Regions from separate parts of the Homo sapiens genome. Here region 1 is linked to region 2. A link is an interaction called in ENCODE POLR2A ChIA-PET data of the cell type or tissue named here. Cell type or tissue: OCI-LY7. All regions are shown on one strand. Each heading gives the region's core, and the rest is flanking DNA. Links, peaks and the distances in the headings are about the cores only. Region 1 overlaps PAPLN (papilin, proteoglycan like sulfated glycoprotein). Region 2 overlaps NUMB (NUMB endocytic adaptor protein).

Region 1 (5,380 bases), core at 118-5,117, 140 kb before region 2:
GTAAAAGGGACATAGCTCTACTGGGAGGACTTCTCAACATCGCTGTGAAGTAGGTTGCTGTTGCTGTTATTAGTCCCATTTCACAGATGAAGAAATGTGCATAAAGGGCTTAAGCAACTTGCCCAGAGTTACCCAGCTGGCAAGTGGCAGAGCCCGGATTGAGCCCGGGCAGTATGGGTCCAGAGCTGGTGTGCTTAATCACTATGCTGAGTTCCCACTATGATGGGTCTTGGGCTGTACCAGCTCAGAGTTGATACCAAAGTTACAGATTTTTAGAAACAATATGCATTAATGGCTTTGTTATCTATATAAATTTAGGTAGGTAATAGTCTGGTTATACCAATATACCAAACGTTTGTAAGGTTGTTCGCTGCTAGGTACAGTCTTTTAGTGGTATTTTGTGAGTAAACAAGGGGAGAGAGAAAGATAAGCTTTCTCTGGCTGCTTGAGGTCTGACTTCAGGGAAGGTACCACTCTGGTCTAAGTCAGCTGAGTTTTAAGAACCCCTTCCAGAAGAGAGATGAAGCAGTAGAATGAAATTTTTTTTTTTTTTTTAAGACAGAATCTTGCTCTGTCACCCAGGCTGGAGTGCAGTGGTGTGGTCTCAGCTCACTGTAACCTCTGCCTCCTGGGTTCAAGCGATTCTTCTGCCTCAGCTTCCCGAGTAGCTGGGACTACAGGGGCACGCCACCATGCCTGGCTAATTTTTGCATTTTTAGTAGAGATGGGGTTTCACCATATTGGCCAGGCTGGTCTCAAACTCCTGACCTCGTGATCCGCCCGCCTTGGCCTCCCAAAGTGCTGGGATTACAGGCATGAGCCACCACACCCAGCTGAATGAAACTTAATAGGGAGTTATGAGATACAGACGTTCCTAGTAAATTCAGAGGGAGAGAAAACAAGGGCTTTGCTTTGTTCTCAGTGTAGTTAGTATTAGAGCCACCGTTAACAGGACTGTTTTCCTATTACCTTGTCTAATATGCATTGCTTCCTCTGGGGAAAGTGAAAAACTGGAAGGATGAGGACCCAGGTGACTAAGATAAGCTGGTGATATTGAAGGGACAAAACTTTGATGGTTGGAGGAACCCAGCAGAGAAAGGGAAAAGATAAGAGCTCTTGCTAACTCAAAATTTTACTTGGGGCTGATCCTACCTGCTCTCCCAATCCAGAGGCAAGAACAGTTGTCATTTAGTAATTCAGGTCTCAAACATAAGGAGTTAACTTCAAGAGATGTTTAATTATCCAGTCAATAAATATTTGGGAGTCTAGGAAGAGCTATTCAGTGGGCTGAGGCCACAAATAATAATGGGAGGACCACTGCATGTTGAAGTGAGGCCAAGAAACAGGTAGAAATCATCATCCCTCATAGAGTTTGTACGTATGGTTAAAAGGTTACAGGGTAAGTGCACTTCGTTTTCAATCTGGCAGTTATAATGCTGTGTTCCTTTGAAGGAAATGAAATGGCAGGTGAGAATTTTCAGCATACACAGAGCTTCCTCACCACCTTCTCTCTCCCCTGTCGTTCTGCAGCACCCACCGCCCAGCCCAGGGACCCTGGCAGGGACTGCGTCGACCAGCCAGAGCTGGCCAACTGTGATTTGATCCTGCAGGCCCAGCTTTGTGGCAATGAGTATTACTCCAGCTTCTGCTGTGCCAGCTGTTCACGTTTCCAGCCTCACGCTCAGCCCATCTGGCAGTAGGGATGAAGGCTAGTTCCAGCCCCAGTCCAAAATAGTTCATAGGGCTAGGGAGAAAGGAAGATGGACTCTTGGCTTCCTCTCTCTGGCTGGCAAAGGGAGTTATCTTCTGGAATACATTAGCTCTTTCAAAAACCCACCCAGTGTTTAGCCTCAACGGCAGCCAGTTACCAGCTTCTCTCTGTAGCCTTCAGCAGTGTTTGCATCTCTGACATAACCACAGGCTGCTGTTTTCAAGAAGAGCAATCTGTTTGGATAAGAAAAACCTTTACTTTACAGCTTCCCTTTATAATTTGTTACACAGGAATAGTTAAATGCATTTGTTTGTTTGTTTTTTGAGACAGAGTTTCACTCTTGTTGCCCAGGCTGGAGGGCAATGGCGCGATCTCAGCTCACTGCAACCTCCGTCTCCTGGGTTCTTGATTCTCCTGTGTCAGCCTTCTGAGTAGCTAGGATTACAGATGCCTATCACCATGCCTGGGTAATTTTTGTATTTTTAGTTGAGATGGGGTTTCACCATGTTGGCCAGGCTGGTCTCGAACTTCTGACCTCAGATGATCTGCCCGCCTCAGCCTCCCAAAGTGCTGGGATTACAGGCATGAGCCACCACGCCCAGCCATCAATGCATTTTTTTTATTTTTTTTTTGAGACAGAGTTTCGCACTTCTTGCCCAGGCTGGAGTACAATGGTGCGATCTTGGCTCACTGCAACCTCCACCTCCTGGGTTCAAGCGCTTCTCCAGCCTCAGCCTCCTGAGTAGCTGGGATTACAGGTATGTGCCACCATGCCTGGCTAATTTTGTATTTTTAGTAGAGACGGGGTTTCTCCATGTTGGTCAGACTGGTCTTGAACTCCCGACCTCAGGTAATCCGCCCGCCTCGGCCTCCCAAAATGCTGGGATTAGAGGTGTGAGCCACTGTGCCCAGCCCATCAATGTGTTTTAAAGCTAGCTGTCAGGGTTCCACTTAATTTAAAGCTGGGCAGGGAGATGTGTAATGATTTCAAAGTTAACACCTGTTTGTTTTCTAAAGGGCATGCCAAGTCCTGCTGTATCAGGGAAGTATTCTGTGCTAAAATCAGCGATGGTTCATTGCTCTAGTCTCTCTCACCCTTCTAGGCAGTGCATCAGTCAGCTCTAAATCTGGTGCAGAGGGTTAACAGCATAACCCTTGTTGGCAAAATGGAATAGATGTTAAGACCTCAAATAGGGATTTGGGATGAAACAGCTGCAGTTAGCACTGTTATCTGAGCATGAAAGAACTGGAAACGCTCCTTACGTCGAGATGTTGGACCTTGAAGCCCTCCTGAGGCCAACATGCAAATCTGGCTGTGACGGTTCATCTGACACCTGTGTAAAGCTGACCAGCCTGCTCTGTACAGTGACAATGAGGAGCCCCTCTCTTCCTTAAGTAGGAATCTGTGAAGCAAAATGTTTGCTGCCAAAGACAAATCAGACTGTCAGTCATTAAAAACAGCATTAGCAGGATGAGGATAGCAATGGGGAAGGGTTGTGGGCAATGCAGTAACAGGGAAATGGCTTCAGAAATGGTTTGAGTTGGAAGACAACATTCTTCATCTCTCAGGACTTCTAATTCCTTGATGCTAAAAGAAGAGGCATGGATTCTATGAGCTTCCAAGTCCCTTTCCACTTTAACCTTCTACAAATCTTTCAGAGGACTGCCTAGTAGCAAAGGTTATTCCTGGACACAGGAAAGACGGGCATTACAGGGACCAAAGCTCTGAAAGGTGACTTTTATTACCAACACACTGGCTGGAAAAGGGACAAACCACATCACGGGTGAGTGATACTTCTCAGTCTTCTCTACTCATTCAACAAAGGAAATGTGGGCTGGGGCAGAGGTCTTTTTTCATTTAATACTGGAAAAATATTGAAGAGCATCCATGTTCACTTATGGCTGGTTTTGCTATAGAAATTGGAAAATAAAGGCCACTTTTTTGAAATCCCCAGTTTAATTAAACCAGATTTTGGCCTATTGGTATAAACACATCAGAAGGTAAGTTTGAGGTTAGCTAGCAGCTAACTAGTTCTAATAGAACCAGTCACAGAATAGTGGGCTAAGATTAGAGGTAAAACTCATTCTAGGCCAGTGGTTCTCAACTTTACCATATTGCGAGCTTAAAAAAAAAAAACACAACCTGGGGGGTCCCCCTGCCCCACTAAAATTTTGATTTAATTGGTCTGGAATATAGGCCAGGCGTTAGGATTTTAAAAAGATATCCTCAGGTGATTCTATTGCATAGCCCAGGTTGAGAAGCACTGCCCCACCCCGCTGAGATTCTGCATTTCTAACCAGCTCCTAGGTGAAGTCCATGCTGCTGTTACAGACCACACTTTGAGCAGCAAGAATCTGACTTTAGAGATACACTCAGGATTAAAGTATGAATGAAAATATGAATCTTAAGGGTATTTTTCTAGTCACTAAACTAGGGATTTACAGCAGCAGTAGAATGGAGAGTAAGACCAAAAGAACGAAAAATAAATTCATTTACTAATAAAGGAAAGGGGAAAGAACAGCCCTTCATGGGCAAAAGCTTCTACCATGAACATTTATTTTTGTTAAAGCAGATTATAAATTTTCATCAGTACAAATATATATAACTTACATTTGATTGTAAGGCCAACGTTCAAAAGTAAAAATGAGATGAGCTCTCTTATTGTTATCCGAGGTCAAGAGGCTGCAACTGTCAAGGGGATGTTCTCACCAAAAGGGGGTTTGGGGGAAGAGGACACACACAAAGCTAATAAAACCAGAATCCCCATCCCCACAAAACTCATGGGAACAAAATTTAAAGGATAAAACAAAACCCACCAAGACCCATATTACAAACCAATATGGTAACCTGTGTTCCCTTCTATGGTATGATTATGTCATGTTACCTTAGTGTTAAAGGATTAACATAAGGAAACTGCAGCAATATATAAAAGATATATTCTCTATAGAGCATATTTCGATTGATTCCATTAAAATAATGACATTAGAATTCCATCATAGGTTTAAAACCAGGACAATACTGCTTTTCCTTTATTTAAAAAAAACTACAACCTAGTGACTGTATTGGTCATAAGCATGATTGTTGTTGCAATGTGCTACTTACAATGAATGACTGACAGAAAACAAGCTAGGGATCCTGTCTGCAGCTTCCAGCCTTTCCTCTTTTTATTTCAGTAGGCATCAATGATAAATCAATCTTATGTACAATTTCTTACAACTAGCCCCTTTACCTTTGGCAAGATTACTTACAACTCATACAACTTCTTAATATCTGAGAACTATTTAAAATATTCTAAATGCATAAAAATAAAGATTTTGGCTTTTGATATATATAATATTTATTCTGTTACTCAAAATGGAAGCTCAACTTCTCCCCCAAAATATAGCTCTGCTGGGCAGTTGCTGATATGCCCTCCTGGGAATTCTGGCAGCATAGCGTGCCTCTCTGTTCCCCAGCCTGAGCACAAACCACTCTTCTTGATCTCTAATACAGGCCACTACTGACAGGAGGCAGGTGAATGGCCTGAAAAACAAAGGGAGATTGCTTTGCTTCCTGTTGTGTTTTACATTTCAGTAAATGTGCTTGGAATATAGATTCTTGTTCAGATACTTTGCCTCTCTGTTGCCAGAGATTTGTAAGGGGGTAAGGGAAGAGGGAGTACAGAAAGC
Region 2 (5,380 bases), core at 181-5,180:
TGATCATAGCTCACTGTAGCCTGAACCTCCCAAGCTCAAGTGATCCTTCTGCCTCTCAGCCTTTCAAGTAGCTGGGACTACAGACATGTGCCACCATGTCTGGCCAATTCTTCTTATTTTTTTATAAGCAGGGTCTTGTCATGTTGCCCACACTGGCTTCAAACTCCAGGCCTCAAGTGTCTTCCCACCTTGGCATTACAGTCATGAGCCACTGTGCCCTGCCAAAAGCAACTATTAAATATTCTCATAACTAGGAAAACTGAGGCACAAATAACTTCCAAGATCACAAAAATACGAAGTAGTGGGTATGGGGTTTTTAAAAGAGTAGTAAAATAAAACAGGCTGTCTGACTCCAGAGCCTATTTTTTATTTTTTATTATTTTTATTTTTATTATTTATTATTATTATTTTTTGAGACAGAGTCTTGCTCTGTCACCCAGGCTGGAGTGCAGTGGCGTGATCTCGGCTCACTGCAACCTCTGCCTCCCCTGGGTTAAAGCAATTCTCCTGCCTCAGCCTCCCAAGTAGCTGGGACTACAGGCACACACCACCACGCCCAGCTAATTTTTGTATTTTTAGTAGAGACAGGGTTTCACCATGTTGGCCAGGCTGGTCTTTAACTTCTGACCTCGTGATCCACCCGCCTCGGCCTTCCAAAGTGCTGGGATTACAGGCGTGAGCCACTGTGCCTATTTTTTAATTAAATAATTTTGTATTTAAAAATCAGATTTTACCAGAACTGGGAACATTTGCTTCTAATGATTTGATTCTTTTTCTAAAAAATAAGGCGGGGCATGGTGGCTCACGCTTGTAATCTCAGCACTTTGGGAGGTCGAGACGGGTGGATCACCTGAGGTCAGGAGTTCGAGACCAGCCTGGCCAACATGGTAAGACCTCGTCTCTACCAAAAATACAAAAATTAGCTAGGCCTAGTGGTGCGCATCTGTAGTCCCAGCTACTCAGGAGGCTGTGGCATAAGAATCGCTTGAACCCAGGAGGTGGAGGTTGCAGTGAGCAGAGATTGCGCCACTGCCCAGACCGTGCCACTGCACTCTACACTCTAGCCCGAGTGACAGAGCAAGACTCCAAGTCAAAACAAACAAAATAAAAACAAACAAACAAAACAAAGAGTTCTTTTATTATGTATGCTAAACACAGTGATACAGTTCCTGCCTTTAAAAGCCCACAAACCAATGCAGTATTATAATATTAAGCAGTCACACCTGAATTTTACTGTTTTAAATTTAATTATCTCAAATGTTTTTTCTTTTTTTTTTTTTTTTGATACAGAGTCTCACTCTGTCACCCAGGCTGGAGTGCAGTGGCACGATCTCAGCTCACTACAACCTCCACCTCTCGGGTTCAAGGGATTCTCATGCCTCAGCCTCCTGAGTAGCTGAGACTACAGGCACATGCCACCACACTCGGCTAATATTTTTGTATTTTTAGTAGAGACGGGGTTTCACCATGTTGGCCAGGCTGGTCTCAAACTCCTGACCTCAAGTGATTACCCACCTCAGCCTCCCGAAGTGCTGGGATTACAGGCGTAAGCCACCACACCCAGCCTTCATTTACTCTTAATTCCAAGTATTACAGCCTTAAGTTTTCAGAGACTATAGGAAAGGCTTATATGGTCTTAAAGGAAAAACTAGTTAAAAAGCAAGAGAAACTCATTTTGCATGGCCATCTACTTTCAGATAATGTTGCAGGGGTGTTTGTTTTGAGACAGGGTCTCACTCTGTCGCTCTGGCTGGAATGCAGTGGTGTGATCATGGCTCACTGCAACCTCCGCTTCCTGGCTCAAGCAATTCTCTAGCCTCGGCCACCTGAGTAGCTGGGACTACAGGTGCAAGCCAGCAACACCCAGCTAATTTTTCATAGAGATGGGGTTTCACCATGATGCCCAGGCTAGTCTTGAACTCCTGAGCTCAAAGCGATCTGCCCTTCTCAGCCTCCCAATTTGCTGGGATTATAGGCATGAACCATCGTGCCTGGCCCCCAGATAATGACCGGTTTTTCTGGGGGCGGGTGCGGGGGGGGCGGGTTTTGAGACTGAGTCTCGCTCTGTTGCCCAGGCTGGAGTGCAGTAGCGTGATCTCAGCTCACTGCAAGCTCCGCCTCCCGGGTTCACGCTATTCTCCTGCCTCAGCCTCCCGAGTAGCTGGGACTACAGGCGCCCACCACCACGCCCAGCTAATTTTTTTGTATTTTTAGTAGAGACAGGGTTTCACCGTGTTAGACAGGATGGTCTCGATCTGCTGACCTTGTGATCTGCCTGCCTCGGCCTCCCAAAGTGCTGGGATACAGGTGCGCTACCACGCCCAGCTGATAATGATGTTTTAAAAATACACACAAAACACAGAATAAGAACAGCTGAATTTCATTACCAATAGATGCTCTAACAAACCAACTTCAAATGTAATTTGCAAAATGCTATTTTTAGCCAACAATGTGTTTCACTTCATTTCGTCATTGGTCTGATTCTTTAACAGACTGTAGTGCTTGCTTCTCATGTTCTGCTTTCAGTTTTAACAACTGTGTTAAAAGGAGAGCTAAATACCAACAAAACACAGAGGAATAACAATAGGTCTTGTAAAGGCTTTTCAGATATGCAAGAAACAACATTGTTACTAGTGAAAACACCTTACATGTTATTTGACCAAAATGAACAATGATATAACCAAAATGAACAATGACATAGCCAAAATAACTAAAGTAACACTTCACATTTTTCTATGATTACACTCCACATCTTTCTGCCTCCATACCAGCACGATAAACTATTTCTCCTTACTGTCTTGCAACTATTTTTTCTTTTCTTTTTTTTTTTTTTTTGAGATGGCCTTGGCTTACTGCAACCTCCGCCTCCCAGCTTCCAGCAATTCTCCTGCCTCAGCCTCCCAAGCAGCTGGGATTACAGGCATGAGCCACCACGCTCAGCTAATTTTTGTATTTTTAGTAGAGATGAGGTTTCACTATGTTGGCCAGGCTGGTCTCGAACTCCCTGCCTCAAGTGATCTGCCCTCCTCAGCCTCCCAAAGTGCTGGGATTACAGGTGTGAGCCACCACGTCCGGCCTCTTGTAACTATTTTCAAGAAAACCAATATTCCAACGATGCTAGTCAAGAAGCCATGATAAATGGATGTTAGTAGTAATTATGCAATACTTTAGAATTAGAGCAGGCTATGTTTTATAATAAAGAGGAAATATGAAAACAGATTATTTCTAAAACAGTACTACAAAAGAAAGAAAAAAAATCTAGATTTCTATAAACAATTGGAAATGCTGGCACTTCACAGTGAATTCACAGAACTCAACTAAAGGCTGTTGGTTCAAAGATTTGGCTTGCCAAATTTTCCCCTATAGATAAACATTTAATATCCACTGTGACATTTTATGCCACTTCCTAGATTAAAAGTCTTTTGTAAATTCCATGAAGATAAATGAACACCCAGATTGTTTACATCCAGGTATCTGCCACTAGAGGAACAGATCAGAGAAGAGCAACTTAAGCACAACATACAAGCTTTATTGAGACCTGCAAAACAACGAAATTTGACACATTCTCCATACAAAATATGCTTAAGGGAAAAAATTATGTTAGTTGGAAAAACCACAGTAAATACTCTTACTTTTTCTTTTCTTTTTTTTTTTTTTTACTAGAATCACTATGCCAGTTAGAATAAGTTTAAAGGTTGTGGGGGCGCACTCCTATTCACTACTAGCAGGGCTTTATCCAACAATGGCATATCAGTATAAAAGCTCTTTAGAAAATAATCACATTTCAAAATTATGCCCATCCTTTGACCCAATAGTTACACTTCTAGAAAATGTATCCAAAATAAATAAGTGTGCAAATATGTATGTATAGGCTGAGGGCAGTGACTCAGACTGTAATCCCATCACTTTGGGAGGCCAAGGAGGGAGGATCACATGAGGCCAGGAGTACTAGACCAGCTTGGCCAATGTGGCAAAAGCCCTTATCTACTAAAAATACAAAAATTAGCCAGGTGTGGTGGCACATGCCTGTAAATCCCAGCTACTTGGGGGGCTGAGGCATGAGAATCACTTGAACCTGGGAGGCAGAGGTTGCAGTTAATACAGACAGCAGGCAGGGAAATACAGGGTAGAAGAGGGCAGTTCTCCAGCAAAGGCCGGCCCTAAATGGGAACAAGCATTCCTGTTTTTGTGCCTAAATGTTGCCTTTGGGCCCACCACGCCCCCTTATCCTGTACCCATTGAAACCCCAACCCCCAGGCTCCACAAGCAGAAGAGCAGAACAGAAGAGCAGCAGAATGGCATGGCAGAGGAGAAGAGAAGGAGCATCTGAACATTGAGAGGAGTTTGGCTGGGGATGGCTGGAGAGGAGATCGGTCACAGGATGGCCGAATTCCAGGCGACGATCATCTTCCCACTCCATCCCCTTTCCAGCTTCCCCATCATCCTGCTGAGAGCCACTTCCATCACTCAATAAAACCTCTGCATTCACCACCCTCAAGTCCATGTGTGACCTTATCCTTCCTGGATGCCAGACAAGGACTCAGGTAACAAGAGGGCAGAGTGTAAAAGGCTTCACTCTGACTTACACACTTAGCCATCTGTAGATGGCAACTGCTAAAAGAGCATTAATTGTAACACACTCCTAGACGCTACCATGGGGCTGGAGCCCAAAAGCACTCTCCCTGGCTCCTGCACCTGCCTGTCTGCATGTTCCCCCTCCTGTAAGGGGTTTGAGTGAGGGGCAACTGAGCCATACCGCTATCACAAGTCCCAGAAGGGGGTCAGGAAACTCTCCTGTTTCACTGTGAGCCAAGGTCGAGCCACTGCACTCCAGCCTGGGTGACAAAGTGAGACCCTCTCTCAAAAAAAAAAAAAGGTATGTATTGATTAAAAATACATCTATAATGTAAAAAAACAAAATCAGTAAAGCATATGGTGGTTACTCAAATTAAACATAGAATCACTATATATTCTAGCAATTCCATTTCTAGGTATATACCCAAAATAACTGAAAGTAGAGACTCAAACAGATATTTGTACACCAATATTCAAGGCAACATCATTCACAGTAGCCAAAAGATGAAAACAACCTAAGTGTCCACCGATGGATGAATGGCTAAACAAAATGTAGTCTAGGCCGGGAGCCATGGCTCATGCCTGTAATCCCAGAACTTTGGGAGGATGAGGTAGGTAGATCACAAGGTCAGGAGTTCGAGACCAGCCTGACCAACATGGTGAAACCCCATCTCTACTAAAAGTACAAAAATTAGCCGGGCATGGTGGCATGCGCCTGTAATCCCAGCTACTCAGGAGGCTGAGGCAGGAGAATCACTTGAACCCAGGAGGCGGAGGTCACAGTGAGCTGAGATCATGCCACTGT

What was found. Peaks named below come from ENCODE experiments on the same cell type or tissue, not always from the same donor. Only the 100,000 strongest peaks of a DNase experiment are listed, where the experiment ranks them.
Region 1: POLR2A ChIA-PET joins it to region 2 with 5 read pairs; 4 of 35 experiments call an interaction of 5 or more read pairs at or near these places.

What each region holds. Positions count from the first base shown.
Region 1 is chr14:73,270,965-73,276,344 of GRCh38, forward strand. It overlaps PAPLN (papilin, proteoglycan like sulfated glycoprotein), which reads left to right. Exons shown (of 27, transcript NM_001365906.3): 27 at 1,531-3,659. The coding sequence ends at 1,700. It overlaps NUMB (NUMB endocytic adaptor protein), which reads right to left. Exons shown (of 13, transcript NM_001005743.2): 13 at 4,252-5,380. Among named protein-coding and RNA genes, the nearest start is that of PAPLN-AS1, 28 kb to the left of the region's middle. In OCI-LY7, for the core only: no CTCF peak of the experiment used is centred there; a DNase peak (open chromatin) is centred at 3,027; H3K4me3 peaks cover 710 bases; H3K27ac peaks cover 1,065 bases.
Region 2 is chr14:73,412,690-73,418,069 of GRCh38, forward strand. All of the region lies in intron 1 of NUMB (NUMB endocytic adaptor protein), which reads right to left. Among named protein-coding and RNA genes, the nearest start is that of NUMB, 43 kb to the right of the region's middle. In OCI-LY7, for the core only: CTCF peaks have their summits at 3,541 and 3,748; DNase peaks (open chromatin) are centred at 1,832 and 2,432; H3K4me3 peaks cover 647 bases; H3K27ac peaks cover 2,638 bases.